Regions from separate parts of the Homo sapiens genome. Here region 1 is linked to region 2. Evidence: chromatin loops called from intact Hi-C (ENCODE). Cell type or tissue: GM12878. All regions are shown on one strand. Each heading gives the region's core, and the rest is flanking DNA. Links, peaks and the distances in the headings are about the cores only.

What was found. A loop is a pair of places that touch in the nucleus more often than their neighbours do. Peaks named below come from ENCODE experiments on the same cell type or tissue, not always from the same donor. Only the 100,000 strongest peaks of a DNase experiment are listed, where the experiment ranks them.
Region 1: a loop joins it to region 2, with 2.1 times the contacts of the local background. A loop is called at or near these places in 3 of 110 quality-filtered maps.

Annotation. Positions count from the first base shown.
Region 1 is chr13:22,273,580-22,281,928 of GRCh38, forward strand. LINC00540 (long intergenic non-protein coding RNA 540) reads left to right here. Exons shown (of 2, transcript NR_103810.1): 2 at 944-2,942. Among named protein-coding and RNA genes, the nearest start is that of LINC00540, 67 kb to the left of the region's middle. In GM12878, for the core only: a CTCF peak has its summit at 4,944 (motif pointing left); a DNase peak (open chromatin) is centred at 4,942.
Region 2 is chr13:22,157,260-22,165,608 of GRCh38, forward strand. No RefSeq gene overlaps it. Among named protein-coding and RNA genes, the nearest start is that of LINC00540, 49 kb to the right of the region's middle. RefSeq lists an enhancer at 4,768-4,857. In GM12878, for the core only: no CTCF peak of the experiment used is centred there; DNase peaks (open chromatin) are centred at 4,822 and 5,803; H3K4me3 peaks cover 1,704 bases; H3K27ac peaks cover 2,047 bases.

The DNA.
Region 1 (8,349 bases), core at 54-8,053, 120 kb after region 2:
TTCACGATGTTCTCTTGGTGTTTAATCTTATTTTGCTTTATTTCATTTTGTTGAGTGTTTATTATGTGCCAGGTACAGTGCAATATTCATCAACATGGATGCTTATCTATTTCTATTGTTTTTATTTATTTCTGAACTGCAATTGGCCACTAAGCCTCATGGGAAACTATCTTTGACCCCAGAGTGACCTGAAGATGCAGCGTCTTGGAACTTTCACCTGGAACACCAGGATTCTCTCAGCCACATGCCTTCAGTAGCTAGGCTGTCTTGCTGTGATCTGCCTCTGTCACCATCCAGTGGGGACAGGTCCTAGGTGCAGAGCCAAGAGAACGATACATGTGATTTGATGTAAAATATGTTAATTAAAGGCCTTCTGTCTCCCTTTTTTGTCTTTTTCCAAAATTCTCTCTGAGATTTTCCATTAAAGGAGTAAAAATTTCTTCAGATGGAAAAAGAGCCTTATATTGTAATGTCTATGGGATTTTCATAGACTCTGAAAACCAAACTCCAAATTCCTAAATACCTAGACACTGTTGAAAGCACTTTACTTGAGCGCATTCAGGTATTATAATAACAATTACGTAAATTTTTCAGAACACTTCTGCCTGGTTGGATTAAGATCAAATTTATTAAAATATGTCTGAACCAATTAAGTAAATCGTGATATAATGTAAAGTACAAAACACCCACCAATGATAATAATTTCTATCAACATTTCACATCTGTAGTTAACTTGAAGCAGATGCTCTAAGACACGGCCCATTGTTTTATATTTGCATGTGACAACATGTTTTGATGTTTTCTTTTTAATTGTAACATCATGTCATGCAGCTTTTTAAAAAAGTACATGTGTGGTAAGTGTCAAAGCCTGAGCTAAAATTTCATTTCGAAAACTCTTTGTAGCATTTCCAATGATCCTATCTTTTTTCCATGTACTCCACAGGATTCAACAGAGTTGGATTGCTGAGAATAAAATTACGGATTTCTCCATAATGGACACACGCACTTTTTGTTTGTGCTGTTTCCTTTAGAATGGACGATGAGTCAAAATTGTTCGTTTATGCTTCTTCACAGAAGGATCTTCTGTGTCGTAGGAGGTGGCCTGCAGCAATCTGGACATTCAGTGGTCCTCCTGTGATTAATAGGTGAACGGATGAGCTATTCTGATAAGAACTGGGGAACTTTTGCCATTCAAAAGCAAATAGAAGAACTGGGAGATTCCTCAACTTAGCTTTTCTTTTTTTTGGTTCTAAAGTGACTGCGAATGGAGGTAGAAGAGAAGAAAAGCTTTCAAAAACATCTTCCATTAAGAAAAATATGTATCTTCATGAAGACCTATCTGAGTAAAATTACTAAAACATAATGGCTTTCTTGAAATAGAATGGAATGAAAGGCATATTAGGGAGTATGAAAGTATGAAGATTTTATTAACATACTTCTAGAAGTTTATTAAATATCTGCACAGGAACTGTAATTTGAGATCAGTGGTGGAAAGAGAATAAAGGAATCACGTGGACATCAGCTCTGAGGCCTGTGGCCCCACTTGCTTCTGGGCTTTCTATAGACATTTGCTGGTGACCTGCCCAGGCAGGCTAGAGTACCCTTCCTCATTGCACCCTGTGTTCCCATCCTCTTTTCCTTCCTTCCTTCCTTCCTTCCTTCCTTCCTTCCTTTCTTCCTCCATCCCTTATGAAACCCTCGTTGTGCAGTTACTTATTAGGTGCTGTGTGAGCGTCTGAAGTCTCCCCTCACCCACTTTTCCATTTGGGCCACTTGGCCAGTGATTGCATCAGTACCAGGGTTCTAGGAGCCATGCAGGGATCCCCAGTGGGCAGAGCTGGCCGTAGCATTTGGAAAGGAAGAGAGAGAACTGGAGACAATGCCTAGGAACAAAAGCAGAGTCCAGACCCAGGCATCAAGTGCAAATCCAAAGGCTCTGGATGAGTCAGTTCCCAGCAAAGGGACACAAGTAGGCACAGAAGGAAGGACAGCAGAAAACACTGGTCCAGAGAGGGCCTGCAGAGCCAGAAGCGATGACGCATCCAAGGTTGTGTTTGACTTCTGCACTGCCTCTGCAACCTGTAAGCACATCTGAGCCAGTTCAGAAAGTAGGAAAACCAAAGTATATCAGAAATGGCCTCTTATCATCAAGGAGATTTTGGTCTAGATTGCTTATTGCTCAGGAGAAATCACCACTTTTTAAAAAGATATGCTGAGATAGGGTTTAGTTGGGATAGAAAAGGTTATTAAACTACGGGACACCCTTCCTTTACAGAGTGTAAGCACTACTACCCCTTTTGTTTGTCTGTTTTTCTTATTTTTCTCACAGATGCAGTTCCTGCATTAGTATTGATAAATGTGTGGCTGCTCCACTTGGAGTGTTTTCAAAGCATAAATCACAGCATTGATGGTGCTGTGGTTTGGCTCTTCCAGCCCTCTTAACAACGGTCTGATGGACTTGGCGAGAGTCTAGCCACGTGTTCTGGCCTCTGTCACTCTCATGGCTGAAACGCATGCACACCCACAGATGGGGGCCCCGTGGTAGAGATGTGCCTCTACTTGTCAAATAGACTGACTCCAAATTCGGAAATATGCCTCAGGAATCTAGAAAGATAGAAAAGGAGTCTTCGTCACTGTAGGGTCTCATTCACAATATGGAGGAGAGATGGAGGGGAGTTTTTGGTATAAATTTTGCCTCATAAAAATTCTCCACGTTGTTTTGTACTGTATGAGGGTAGCGAGAAATTAGTTGATGGTTAACAATCAAGCTGGAGAAGAATATCCTCAATTTTTCACATGGAAAATGAAAAACTACAACTCCTTCCAAATATATGTATGTTTCTTTTCTGAAGATAGACGTGTGTGTGTTTGTGTGTATCATATAACATTTATTTTTTGATTTCTTTGTTATCAACAGTAAAAATACAGAAAATGATGCCAAAGAGAATTTCTGATTTTTCTTTCCTTGTTTTCCATTAAAGTGTATTACAAATAATGTCTTCAAACACAATAGCATGCATAGTGGCTTAAATTGGATTCTTCCTGGGCCACTCTGTTTAGGATCCAGGTTTTTAACATTGTTCTTCTAAGTGCATCCATGTTTCCTGAGATCCACAAAGCTTGATCTCATCCGTGGAACCACCTGGCCTAGAACCAGCTGCGGCTCTTACTGTGGTCCCCAGACGGGCAGCCTCTGCATCACTGGGAGCTCCTTTGAAAGGCAGGTTCTTGGGCTTCACCCAAGACCCACTCAATCAGAAACTCCAGGGGCGGGCCTAGCCATCTGTGTTTTAACAGGGTGAGGCCGATGCTGGTGCAGGCTTTACTGCTTCCAATAGTTGTGCAAACTTGAACTAGATGATTAACTTTCTTAAATCTCAGTTTCTTTACTTGTAAAATGAAGCTAGTATTATTTACTCATTGGACTATTAGGAACACCAAGTTTATAATACATTGTCTAACACGCTGTATGTATCACTTAATAAGTGTTTTCTTCCTCTTCCCCATCCAGAGCACTTTCTACCCTCTTCCCCCTCACCTGCCTCTAGACCAATAATATATCAATTCTGTTTTTATAAGGAATTAGTCAACATAAAAATTTCAATGTAGATCTTGCATCAATTTGGTGCAATGCACTTGGAGGCTATTTCTATTAGTACACCTTTAAAACAAAATGCTGAACAACTGCTGTGTTGTTTTCTAGGTTAAAAGCAATCCTCCCAAAGAAGTAGAGGTCTCAACTTTTACATCTTGATTTTACTGCAAAGAATATAGAAGGTTTAAAAGACAGGGTCTTTCTATGTCTCTAGGAACTTTTGTGCTTCCCTCATCTAGAAGAACCAGGAGTAACTCCTTCATTGGAGATCGTCTTTCACTTGGAGTTTAAAGCATTTTGCTTATGTGACACCCTTTTTTGAAATGGCCTCTTTGATGTGGAGAGGCAGAGGGTATCTTAATGAATTCTAGACTGCTTTCTGCACAATCCATCTCTGAAAGCTGAGGAAGATGGATCCTGTTTTGTCATCTAGCTTCTTGCTACTCAGTATATGTTCCATAGGGACCAACAACAGTGGGAGCTGGTGAGAAATGAGGAATCTCAGACCCCTCCCTAGGCCTACAAAACCAGAATCTGCATTTTAATAAGATCTTCAAATAATTCGTACTCATATTACTGATTTGACACTGGATGAGTTCATTGTATCTATTTAGGCAAATAGATATGAAAAATTAAAGGGAACTTTTCTGGCTGTTTGAAAACACCTTCTTTTCAATGAAAATTTTAAACTGCTTCCTGTGGCTCACAATGGACCCAAAATTAGAACTAAATTCTGCCTAAGTGCTTTTCTTTAAACTGTATCACCTAAGGGATATATAAAGAGGCAAGAGTTTAGAACTCACTAAATCTAGAAGACATAACTCTAAATAAGAGCGTGACGCAGGAAGTCAGTTGATTGGTGGTGTCCCTGCATCACTTTCTTGGAGACCGTCTTGCCCATCCTGTAACCACACACTCTTCCTTCTTATGCTTTGCGCTTCTCCAATTCCGTAAGCACTGACCGGAGCATTTCCATTAATGGAGTTGCCTTTCCAAGAGATTTTTATTACAGGGTTTTAAAAATGAGGCCTTCAAATTCTTAAGACCGAAAGGAATGAAAGTATAACTGTGATTATAAGATTATAGAAATCATCATGGGTTGAACTTTGGGAGTAAGAACTCCTGTCTTGAACTGTTTAAAACATGCTAGGAAGATGACTATTGATTTGTTAGTCTGTCTATATCCCAAGAACTGTATTCGGTGCGAGGGATACTAGGGAACGGTGTCCTCTTCACAACACTTGGAGTCTATACTTTTCTTGGGTATACCATCTTGTAAGATTTTGAACCAGCAGAATACTAGGGTGTACCCAAATTTGTAATGTAGCTGGTGCCCCCTGCTGGAACAGGGTTACTTAAATTTCCATCTTTTGGGCCATCTGTGCCAGCAACCCTGTTAAGACACAGCCTTGCCAACGTAGCCTATGGGTATAAGAGTAAGTCATTTAATTAACCTCTGCTTCAGTTCCCTGACATATAAGAGTAGAATAACAATAGCAGCCAATCCCAAGCTTCTTGTTGAAAGGTAGAATTAATTAGGGATGACAGTAAAATACTTCATGAAAACTGGATACTAAATAGTGATAAATGTTTGAACATGCCTCCAGTGTTCCTCTGGCAGGAAATGACAATGTGGTATGTGTTATTACTAGACTCGATGTTGCTAATTTTATCTGGTTATTAATTCTCACTTGTCTTAAAGTTGAAATGCACACATACACCTTCATCCACCCCAATCAATATTACATGAGCTGAAGATTTTTGCTGATAGCATTCTCTAGTGAGCAAGATGTGATGAAGAATGTGCTTCAAACAGAGAGGACAAAATAGGTCAGTAAGTGTCTTTGTGTATTACAGGTATAATACTTTGAAAATCACTGATTTGTACTCCTTTATTGATAGGGGGACTTCTCCTGACACAAGAGTGAGTCCCAGAGAATAAGGGTCCCAGAGATTGAATTCCATATGAAGAAGGGAGGGAGTATGAGATTGAGGAAATGCAAGGAGAAATAAGAGTGCCCCATTTTCCTGGCCGGGAAGGTGATGGAAGAAATAAAAAAGAAAGTGCTAAGGTAGAAAAGTCAGTGTGCATCCTATCTCTCCTTTCATGGATAGAACCCCAGTGGGGTTGGGAGTGGGAGAGTTTTAGCTAGAGGTAGGGCAAAACCCCAAGGACATTCCAGGAGAAGTACTGTAGCTGGAAAGCTGTTTCTCCCAGGAGAAGCTGGGGTCAGTTGGCATCCAGCATGATGTGTGGTTGGCCGAAAGAGGAGGCAAAACAAACAGGACTGAGGCAGGCTCCTGGTCCCACAGCCTGTGTGTGGTGTGCAGGAGATTTTTAAAGTCCCTGCAGAAAATGATGAAGGAGTCAAAACTCCTAGGCTTGAGACCAAGGCTGCAGTTTGCAAATTCTTCAGGGATGAGGCAGGTGGCTGAGACCAAGGATTTTGGAAAGAAGTGCCATCACGATGCCTGGATGGCTGTGGAGTTAGGCACACTGCAGTGCTGTGGGCTCAAGGCAGGGGGGCAGCTCACCTAGAGCACAGGGGAGATTGCAGAATGCTATGCATTTGTAGGGCCCTGCTCTCTGGCACTCATGCCACAGCCAGACTGCAACAGGCTCACCTAAAAGGCCTGGAAGTTACCTTGGAGAAGAGCAAAAGATATAGAACACCCAGAATTTCCTTAAGGAAATATTTGAATTATTGGATCAGACTAAGTTTGACAAACTGAGAAACTGGATCAGCCCCAAGAAACAAGGAAGCTCCACTTGTCTTCATACATCTCACCCTAAAGTATACAGTTGTGAACCTTCTACATGGCTCAAAAATTGTACCAAAATATGCCCAGATTTCCAGGATAATTGGTGGCCCAATTCTTCTAAGTACTGTCAAGTATCAAAACACCTGTGTGATGCTGAAGCCTACATCTTAGAGCTTGTTACGAAGGATCTGGTGTTTGTAGGAATAGAAGATTAATGGAGTTTATAGAGCCTCAATGAGATGAGGAGGCCATTGTGACATCACATTATCAAAATTATTATGGGATATCATGTTAGCAGAAAAGAGATACGGGAGAAAGAAATGGGGGTAGAAAATCTTTAGTTGTTTACTAGAAAAGAAAAAAGCCATATGTGTTCACTGTGATGACACAGAGGTGTTGGGGGGAAAAAATAAAATAAGACAAGAAGCCAAATTCACGAATGTTTAGAAACAAGTGGAAGCTGCGCACATCTCTGATCATTCTGTTGACGCCAGCTTTACAAAATGGAGGCCCACTTTAAAAATAAGTGTACTGAAGGGTTAGGCAAAGGACATGTTTTGTTTTTTTTGTCCTGAAATCTGCAGTCACTGAGATTGGTATTAATGACATCACTATTATGAATGCTGCGATTTCATCTAGTATCTATTCAGTTAACTGCGAACTTGAGGTCTGAACAAGTCCTCTCTTCCTGCTCCTCCCTGCTAAATACAACTTTAAACTCTGGAAATAACCTAAGAGACAACCAAAGGAGGGTACCAAAAAAAGGAAGAGGAAGGTGGGGACTGATGAGGGATCCATACGGGTGAGGGACAACGCAGAGCCAGTGTCCTGTGTCTTATCCAGGCATCTAACCTAACAAGAAAGAGAACCCCAGGCCTGGCAGAAGGCAGCCCAGATAGGCCCATTTCTCCTTGGATCCAATGGGAATCCTACTGAAAACACCAGGTGGGCTGGAGCACCAGCTATCAAGGATTGAACAAGAGTTATGCCAAGGGCCGACACCTAGGGCCAGGGCCAGGGCAGTGATCCTGTTTCTGCAGGTGTGAAGGGACTCTCTTCTTCCATCTGGGGACAACTGGGTTCAGTGGGGAGGCCAAGCGCCCTGCCAGGGAGTCCTTTTCACACTGACCACAAAACCAATATCCATTAAAAATGGGCGAGTCCAATATGATTTATAAATAATAATATGAAAACAAATACAATGTTAACATATAGGATTCCATAACATTAAAAAATACCATGATCAATGTGTTTATTTCAGGAATGCAAGCCTATTTAATATTTATAAATCTATTCTCATCCACATTAATGAATTTAAGCATAAAAATTATATGCTAATCTCCCCAGATATTACAAAGGAATAAGTAATAGCCAATCTTAATAAAAAGAAAATTTGTTATAAAACAAGTGTAGATGAATTCTTCATTGACACGATAAAATATATTTATAATAATGCTAAAGATAGTATTATGACTAGCAAGAAAAAAATGTTAGAAACATTCCCATTAAAATAAGAGATAGGACCAGGGTGTTTGCTGTCTCTGGTCTTTAGCACTTTTCTGGAGCTATAAGCCAATGCAATGTGACAAGAGAATAAAGTTTAAAAACTGAAAATTGAAAAAAGGAAGGGTACAATTTTATTTGTTGGCAAATTGTATAGTAGCATATCTTCAAATAGTCTAGACAATTAACTGAAAAACTCTTCCATAAATTAGAGGCACTCAAAATGAATATGCAGAATATATACAGAATCTATACAGCAAGAGAAGACCCAATTTACAATCCCATACAAATGATAAAGTACCTTGAAATAAATTTAATGAAAAATGTGCTAAAAACAACAAGGTTATATTTATGGGCTTTCTTTTTTTTTTCTTTGAGACAGAGTCTCGCTGTGTTGCCTAGGCTAGAGTGCAGTGGTGCGATCTTGGCTCACTGCAAGCTCCGCCTCCCAGGTTCATGCCATTCTCCTGCCTCAGCCTCCCGAGTAG
Region 2 (8,349 bases), core at 190-8,189:
GGTGCTGTGCTATCCCCTGGACTCTATAGAACCACATTCCTGTCCAAATACAAGTCCCTTTTAATATCCAGAGAAGGAAGAGTGGTCAGAAGAAACACAACATAAACCTAAACAGAAAGAACAAAAGGCAGAAACAAAATACTACATTTTAAAAAGTACTTAACTTTCTAAAGTTGAAAATATGATGTATTAGTACATTTTACGTTGCTATAAAGAAATACATGAGACTGGGTCATTTATACAGAAAAGAGATTTATTTGGTTCATGGTTCTGTAGGCTGTACAGGAAGCATGCCACCAGTATCTGCTTCTGGGAGGCCTCAGGAAGCTTCTAATCATGGTGGAAAGCAGAAGGGCAGCAGGCATGTCACATGGAAAGAGCCAGGAGCAAGAGGGAGGGGAGAAGGTGCTAGGCCCCTTGAAACAACCAGCTCTCCTGTGAGCTAGTAGAGTGAGAACTCATTCATTACTGAAAGGACAGCACCAAGCCATTCATGTGGGATCTGATCCTATGACCCTAATACCGCCCACCAGGCCCACTTCCAACAGTGGGGTTCAAATTTTAACATGAGATTCACAAGGGACAAAACTGCCAAGCTATGTCACATGATTTTCCAAACAAATAATTGACTGATGAATTAAAGATGAGATAGTTATAGTTGAGACTAAAGTTTGAGAACTAGAAGTTCAAGTGGACAAAATATTTCAAACAGAACATAATTATAAAGAGATGGATATAATGAGGAAAAAATCATTTTGGTGGGGAAAACCCATCTTTAATAGTGAAACAATACATCTAGGTGGGGAAATACTTGGTCAGTTGCTTTTAAAAGATAGTAGGAAATGTATATCTAATTATGAGAGGTAACTATTAATGAAATGGAAAAGTATGGTAGAATTTGTAAATTAATAAGAGGAAAAAATAGAATTATTAGAGAATGGATCAAAGTAACAAAACTAAGAAGCAATTTGAAATATTTAGCAATCATAAGGTAAGATAAAAAATATATAATCAAGGCATCTTAGCCATTATGGTATATGCAAGTGGGCTGAATGCTTTCATTAAAGATGATTGTTATTTTTGCATTATAACACAAAACCCAGTTATATGCTATATGATAACACTTAAAACAAATAAATACAGAAAGCTAGAACATAAGGTTGTGAAGATAATTAAACACAAGGCAATATTAAACAAAATAAAACTAACAAAACACTTATTTAAAAACCCTAAAAAGTAGAAAGTGGGAAAGGCAATATACTAATATCACAATATCATTAATATGATAATATATTAAAATACTCTTGCATTTAAGGTTAAGCAGGGGTATTATGTGATGATAAAAAGAAATTATAACATTCCTAAATTTCTACGCATAAAAATATATCAGAAAAATATACAAGGCAATAACTATGCAAAATGCAGTATGTAATAGGAACATGTTTGTAGCAGGAAACTTTAATATACTGTTTTGGAAAATGGACAGATCTAGCAGGCAAAATAAATTAGTCTTGCAGTAATGAATACACAATCAACAAACAATAACCATAAACGTAAGCTTGCGTTTTTCAAAGGAGGCCATACATACTTGGTATGACTTTCACACAAAAAAAGTGCTCATTAAATTACCTACGAAGAAAAAATAAATAGAGATTTTTTAGGCCACAAAGACTACTGAGTGGTCACAAAAATCATTTTCCTACTTGAATACTAAGAAACACACTTGGATAAAATTTTTGGATCAAAGACAAAATTAAGAGGGAAATCACAACCTATCTAGAAAGCAATAAGGAGAAAACTTCACACTAAGTGTGATGGGGTAGAGCTGAACTCAGAGGGACATTTTTTATTTTAAATTACTTTGTCACTAAAGAATAAATACTAAAAATAAAGGAACTAAGGAAAAATGAAGACAGAAATCTATCATAAGGAATTAGAAACGGAAAAACAAAAACTGAAGAAACTGGGAAGAGAGAATTAATAAAGGCCACAGCCAATCTTAATGAAATAAAAAAATGCAACAAGTAAAAATTTCAGAAAGGATACTTTAATCCAACATTTAGTTTTTTAATAGATCAGAAAAATAAAACTTTAAATGTTCCTGGTTCATGAAAAAGGAGAAATAAAAAGCAAAAATGGACACACTTACACACTTTGAGATACTATTTATTATAGTCGGTTTTTAAAAAGAAATTATTAAGAGTGAAGGAAAATGGAGTATACCTCCTGACCTGACAGTGTCAGTAGACACTGACAAAGGGAGATTATTTAAAATAAGGGGGTCAGGAATTTTGCTACTGATGAACATATCTCTCAAAGCCTTTTCTAGCTTTTAATATCTTGGGATGATTAATTGACTAATGCTAAACTTTAAAGTATGTTTAAATTTGAAAAATGGAGGAGTCAATCAATGTGTTTATAATAGTGACACTCAGTATAATAGTTATTGGTGCGCTACACACTTAAGTCTCTTGAATGTAGCCTTGGAAATCTGTAATGCAAGATTATTAATGTTACCCACAATCCACATTTAGTTTCTTTTAGTGTCTGTTTATATTTGAAAATATTACACATTTGGGAGAGAAGACTGATATCCGTCAAGATAGCTATATAAAGCAGAAACCTGCAAAATATTTAGCAATATGGAATTTCTCTAATTTTGAACAGTAGTAATAACAACATTAACTTGGAACTGGATGAACATATGCATTATGTCACAGATTAAAGCAGCAGTGGTTGCTGTTAATATTTATAATCTTTATTCTATATGTGATACTTCTTCATCTAAAATAAAACTTGACCTTTGAAGAGGTTCATATGAAAAATAAGAATGACTTTTTGTAACTGTAAGATGGAATTTAAGAAAGGAGCTTAAAAGTTGTGATTCAGTTTTGTTCCAGGCCTTTATACTTTTTACTTTATACTTTTGTACTTTATATCTCTTTTGTGACACTTCATAAAGTTGCCCTTTAAAAGGAAACAAAACAAACACCAATGTGAAAACACTATATTGTACATGATAAATACGTTCAATTTTATCTTGTGACCAAAAATACAGAAATAAACTTGAAAAACAATGCAAAAAATGAAAAGAAACAGAGATGTAAACAGTAGTAGTTCACCCACATAGCATTTTAGTGTCTCTCATTTCATTTGATTTTCCAAAATACTTTAAAAGCATAGAGGGTATAAATTTCCTTATTGTATACGTGAAGGATCTAAGATTCAAGGACAATGACTTGATGAGATAGCATGTCCAGTGAATGGGCATTGAAGACTCCTAGACCAGCAGTTTCATTCTACTACGCTATTGTGCCTATTCAAGGGAATAAAGTGAAGGCTGATTTCGTTTCATTTCATTCATTAGTCTATTAATTTATTAGCATTTTATGCTCTTTTTTAGCATTTTATGTACAAGTAAATCTTAGCCGTCTTAGGAGCAGGTAGAACCACGTTAAGAGTGATGATTAGAGATGGGGGCAGAGAGAGAGATGGAGAAAAGAGAGAGGAGAGAGAGAGAGGTCCGTGTGTGTGTGTGTGTGTGTGTGTGTGTGTGTGTGTGTGTGTGTGTGTGTTTAGGGGTCTTTTTAAATAGCATACCTCAGAGAAATCCAACCCAAGCAAAGTGAAATTTGAAAGTAAGGACATGGGATATGTTTCCATAGTTTTCTGGGCTGTAGCCTCATTTTCCACAGAATGACGTGGAGCCCTTCTCATCTGAGTCATTCGAAACTGTCCTAGACAAAACACTTGCAGTCCCAGCTTAGGGAATAATCTTGCATTGGCAAGAGCCTGGACTAACAAACTTATTTTCTCTGATTTTTACTTTGACATTACAGTGAATACAATATCTTTAGTTTAAACACACATACACACACACCTCTTGGGCGTTACATTATTTTTCTACATGGGTAGGAAGTTGGTATGTCGCACTGTGGACTAGATTTAATTGACGAGATCAATTAAATAGTTGTTGCTGACTTCTCTGTTCCCCAGAGCCCTCTCTAACTTGTGCTTTCTGCTCATGTGTTTTGAGGATGAGAGATACAGCTTTTTCCCGGCGTTTTTGAGGAAGGGCAATGTCATTTTAGGAAGAAGAAACCTCTATTGTAGATATTACCTGTTCTTTTTGTTTGTACACACACACACACACACACACACACACACACACACACACACACACTCTGTCTCCTGTTGGTTCTTGGTTTTGTTTCTATGAAGAACCCTAACTAATACATCATATAATGCAAATAATAGAATATGTGACCTTTTGTGCCTGACTTCTTTAACTTAACATCATTTTTCTTAGATTCATCCAAGTATAACAGTACTTTGTTTCTTTTTATGGTTGAATAATATTCCATGACATGTACATGCCACAATTTCTTTATCCATTCATCCAGTGACGAACATTTGAGTTGTTTTAAACTTTCAAATATTATGAATAATACTACTGTAAGTATTTTGTGTATAATTTTTTGTATGGACATACATTTTCACTTTCTCTTGAATACCTAGGAGTAGAATTGCCGGATCATAGATCGTATGTTGATTCTATCTGTAATTGTTTGAGGAATCATCAAACTTTTTTCCACAGTAGTTGCACAATTTTATATTCCCAGTAGCAATGTGTGAGAGTTCCTGTTTCTCCATATCCTTGCCAAACTTATTTTTCATTTTCTTGGTTTAAGATATCCTAGTCGGCGTGAAAAGGTATCTCTCATTGTGGTTTCGATTTGCATTTCTTTAGTGACCAAGGATATTCAGCACCTTTGCTCTGGTTTAGAACCTGCAGTATAATTATGCATAGCAGAAGTGAAAGCAGCAATCCTTTTCTTGTTCTGATTTTGAGGGCAAAATTTTAGGCTTTCATAATTGAGTATGATGTTAGTTGTGGTTTTCTCATAAAAGACCTTTATTTTGTTGCAAAAGTTCTCTGCTAGTCCCAGTTTTCAGAGTGTTTTTGGTATGAAAGGATGTTGAATGCTGTTAGTGGATTTTCTGCATGTATTGAATTCTATTAATGAGGTAAATTACATTAATTTTCTTATGTTGAACTGCCCTTGCTGTCCTGTGATAAATACCATTTGATCTTGGTGTGTAATCCTGTTAATATGCTGTTAAGGCTAGGCATGGTGGCTCACACCTATAATCACAGCATTTTGTGAAGCCGAGGCAGGAGGATCTCTAGAGGCTAGGAGTTTGAGACCAGCTTGGAAAATATAGTGAGATCCTGTCTCTAAAAAATTTTTTTTAAGTAGCCAGGCATGGTGGCATGCACCTGTAATCCCAGCCACTCAGATGCTGAGGCAGGAGGACTGCTTGAGCCCAGGAGTTCAAGTTCAAGGCAGCAGTGAACTGTCATTGCACCGCTGCTATTTAACCTGGGCAACAGAATTAGACCCTGTCTCAAAAAAAAGTGCTGTTAATATTAATTTGCTAGTATTTTGTTGAGCTGTGGTATGTGTGTGTATGTGTGTATGTGTATGTGTGTGTATGTCTGCATTCCTAAGAGATGTTTGTCTGTAGTTTGCTTGTAGTATCTTTGTCTGACTTTGGTACTAGAATAATCCTGGCTTTATAGATGTGTTAGGAAGTGTTCCCTCCTCTTCTAATTTTTGGAAAAATATTTGAGTATAATTGGTGTTAATTCTTCTTTACATGTTTAGTAGAATTCACCAGTAAAGGCATCTTGTCCTGGAATTGTCTTGTTGAGAGGTTTTGATTATGGATTTATCCTCTTGTAGGTCCTTTGAGATTTTCTACTTCTTCTTGAGTCAGCATTTTCAGTTTGTGTGTTCTAGGAATCTGTCCATGTCATCTAGATTGCATAATTGTTAGGGCATCTAATCTCTATAGTTTCTGTAAGGTTGACAGTAATGTCCTTACTTTCATTTTTGATTTTAGTTACTTGTGTTTTATCTGTTTTTTCTCACAGTCTAACTAATGATTTATCCATTATATTCTATCCTTTCAAAGAACAAACTTACGGTTTTGTTAATTTTACTGTTTTTATATCCTCTGCTTTTCTTATCTCTGCCCTAATCCTTATTATTTCCTTTTTCCTACCGGCTTTGGGTTTAGTTTGCTCTTCTTTATGTAGTTCCTTAAAGTTTAAAGTAAGGTTGTTGATTTGAGATCTTTCTTCTTTTCTAATGTAGACGTTTACAGCTATAAATTTCCCTCTGAGTACTGCTTTCATTGTTTCTTATAAGTTTTGGTATATTGAGTTTTTGTTTTCTTTTGTCTCAAAGTATTTTCTAATTTCCCTATTGATTTCCTTTATTGGGCTGTTTAAATGGGTGTTGTTTAATTTTTATGTATTTGCAAAATTTTCAGTTTTTCTTCTGTTACTGATTTCTAGCTTCACTCTATTGTGGTCGAAAAAGATATTTTGCATGATTTCAATCTTTTAAAATTTACTGAGAGCTGTTTTATGGCCTTACATATGTTCTATCTATGAAATGTTTCATGTGAAATTGAGAAAGTGTATATTCTTCTGTTTGGTGAAGCATTCTGTATATACGTTTAGTCTAATTGGTTGGTAGTATTGTCCAAGTCTTTTGTTTCTTTATTAATCTTCTGCCTAGACATTCTATTATTATGGAAAGTGATTTGGTAAGTCTCCAACTATTATTGTAGAAGTGCTTATTTCTCCCTTCAATTCTGTCAATATTTGCTTCATGTATCTTAGGTCTCTGTTTGTTACATCTGTGTTTATAATTGTTATAACTTCATAATGCACTAACCGTTTTATCAATATAAAATGTCCATCTGTCTCCTGTCACAATTTTTGACTTAAAATTTATTTTTTCTGATATTAGCATAGCCACCCAGTTCTTTGTTGGTTACTATTTGCATGGAATTTTTTTATCTTTTCACTTTCAACTTATTTTTGTCTTTGGTTCTAAAATAAGTCTCTTGTAAGCAGAACATTGTCAGATCATGTTTATGTTATCCATTCTTCCATTTTCTGTCTTTGAATTGGTGAGTTTAACCATTTACTGATTATTAACCATTTAAACGGATTACTGATAATGAGGAATTTACTTCTGCCATTGTGCTATATGTTTTCTATATGTCTTATATCTTTTTGTTGTTATTGTTCTTGAATTCCTCCAGTACAGGCTTTCTTTGTGTTTGATTGACTTTTGTCTAATATACCATTTTGATTCCTTTTTTATTTTATTTTCTGTATATTTTAAAGTTTTTTTTTAGTGGTCGCCAGGGGTATATTAAATGTATAACTAGTTTGAAGTGATATCAACTTAGCTTCAATAATATACTTTAACTCTACTCTTATGCAACTCCATCTTTCTTTATCTTGCTGTTGTTACCTATTACATCTTTATATGTTGTATGCCCATTAACATAGATTTATAATTACTGTTTTATGTAATTGTCTTTTAAATCATATAGAAAACAAAAAGAGTGTTTATAAACCAAAAGTACAATAATGTTGAGTTTTATATTTACATATGTAGTTAACTTTATGAGTGATCTTTATTTCTTCATAGGGCTTTGAGTTACCATCTAGTGTCCTTTAGTTTCAGTTTAAAAAACTCCCTTTAGCATTTATTGTAGTGCAGGTTTACTAGTGACAGATCCCTTTAGCTTTTGTCTATTGGGGAAGGTCTTAATTTAGCCTTCATTTTTGAAGCCATGGAAATCTTGGCTTAACAGCTTTTAAAAATTCAGTACTTTAAATATATCTCACTGCCTTTTGGCCTCCATAGTTTCTGATGAAAAATCAGTTATTAACCTTATTGAGGATCCTTTGTGTGTGACAAATTGCTTCTCTTTTACTGTTTTCAAATTTTTCTGTTAACTAGGACTTTCTACAGCTTGATTATAATATGTCCCTGTGGATCTCTGAGTTTACTCTGCTTAAAGTTGAGTATTTTGTGTGTAGCTTCACATCTGTCATCAAACTTAGAAAGTTTTGGGCCATTATTTCTTTACAAATGTTTCTGCTCTTTTCTCTCTTTTCTCTTTATGACTTTTATAATATGTGTGTTAGTATAGTTCATAGTGTGCCATAGGACCCTTAGGCTCTTAATTTTTCTTCATATTTTTCTTTCTGCTTGTCAGACTAATTTTAATTACATTCTCTTTAAGTTCACTGATTCTTCTGTCTGCTTGAATGTGCAATTTAACTCCTTTAGTAAATATTTTATTTCAGTTGTTTTACTTTAAGCTCCAGAATTTCTATTTGGTTCTTTTTAAAAATAATTTCTGTTTCTTTATTGATATTCTCTATTTTTTCATATATTGTTTTCTTGATTTCTTTTAGTTCTTTATCCATGGTTTCTTTCAATTTTTGAATAAGACCGTTAATTTAAAGTCTTT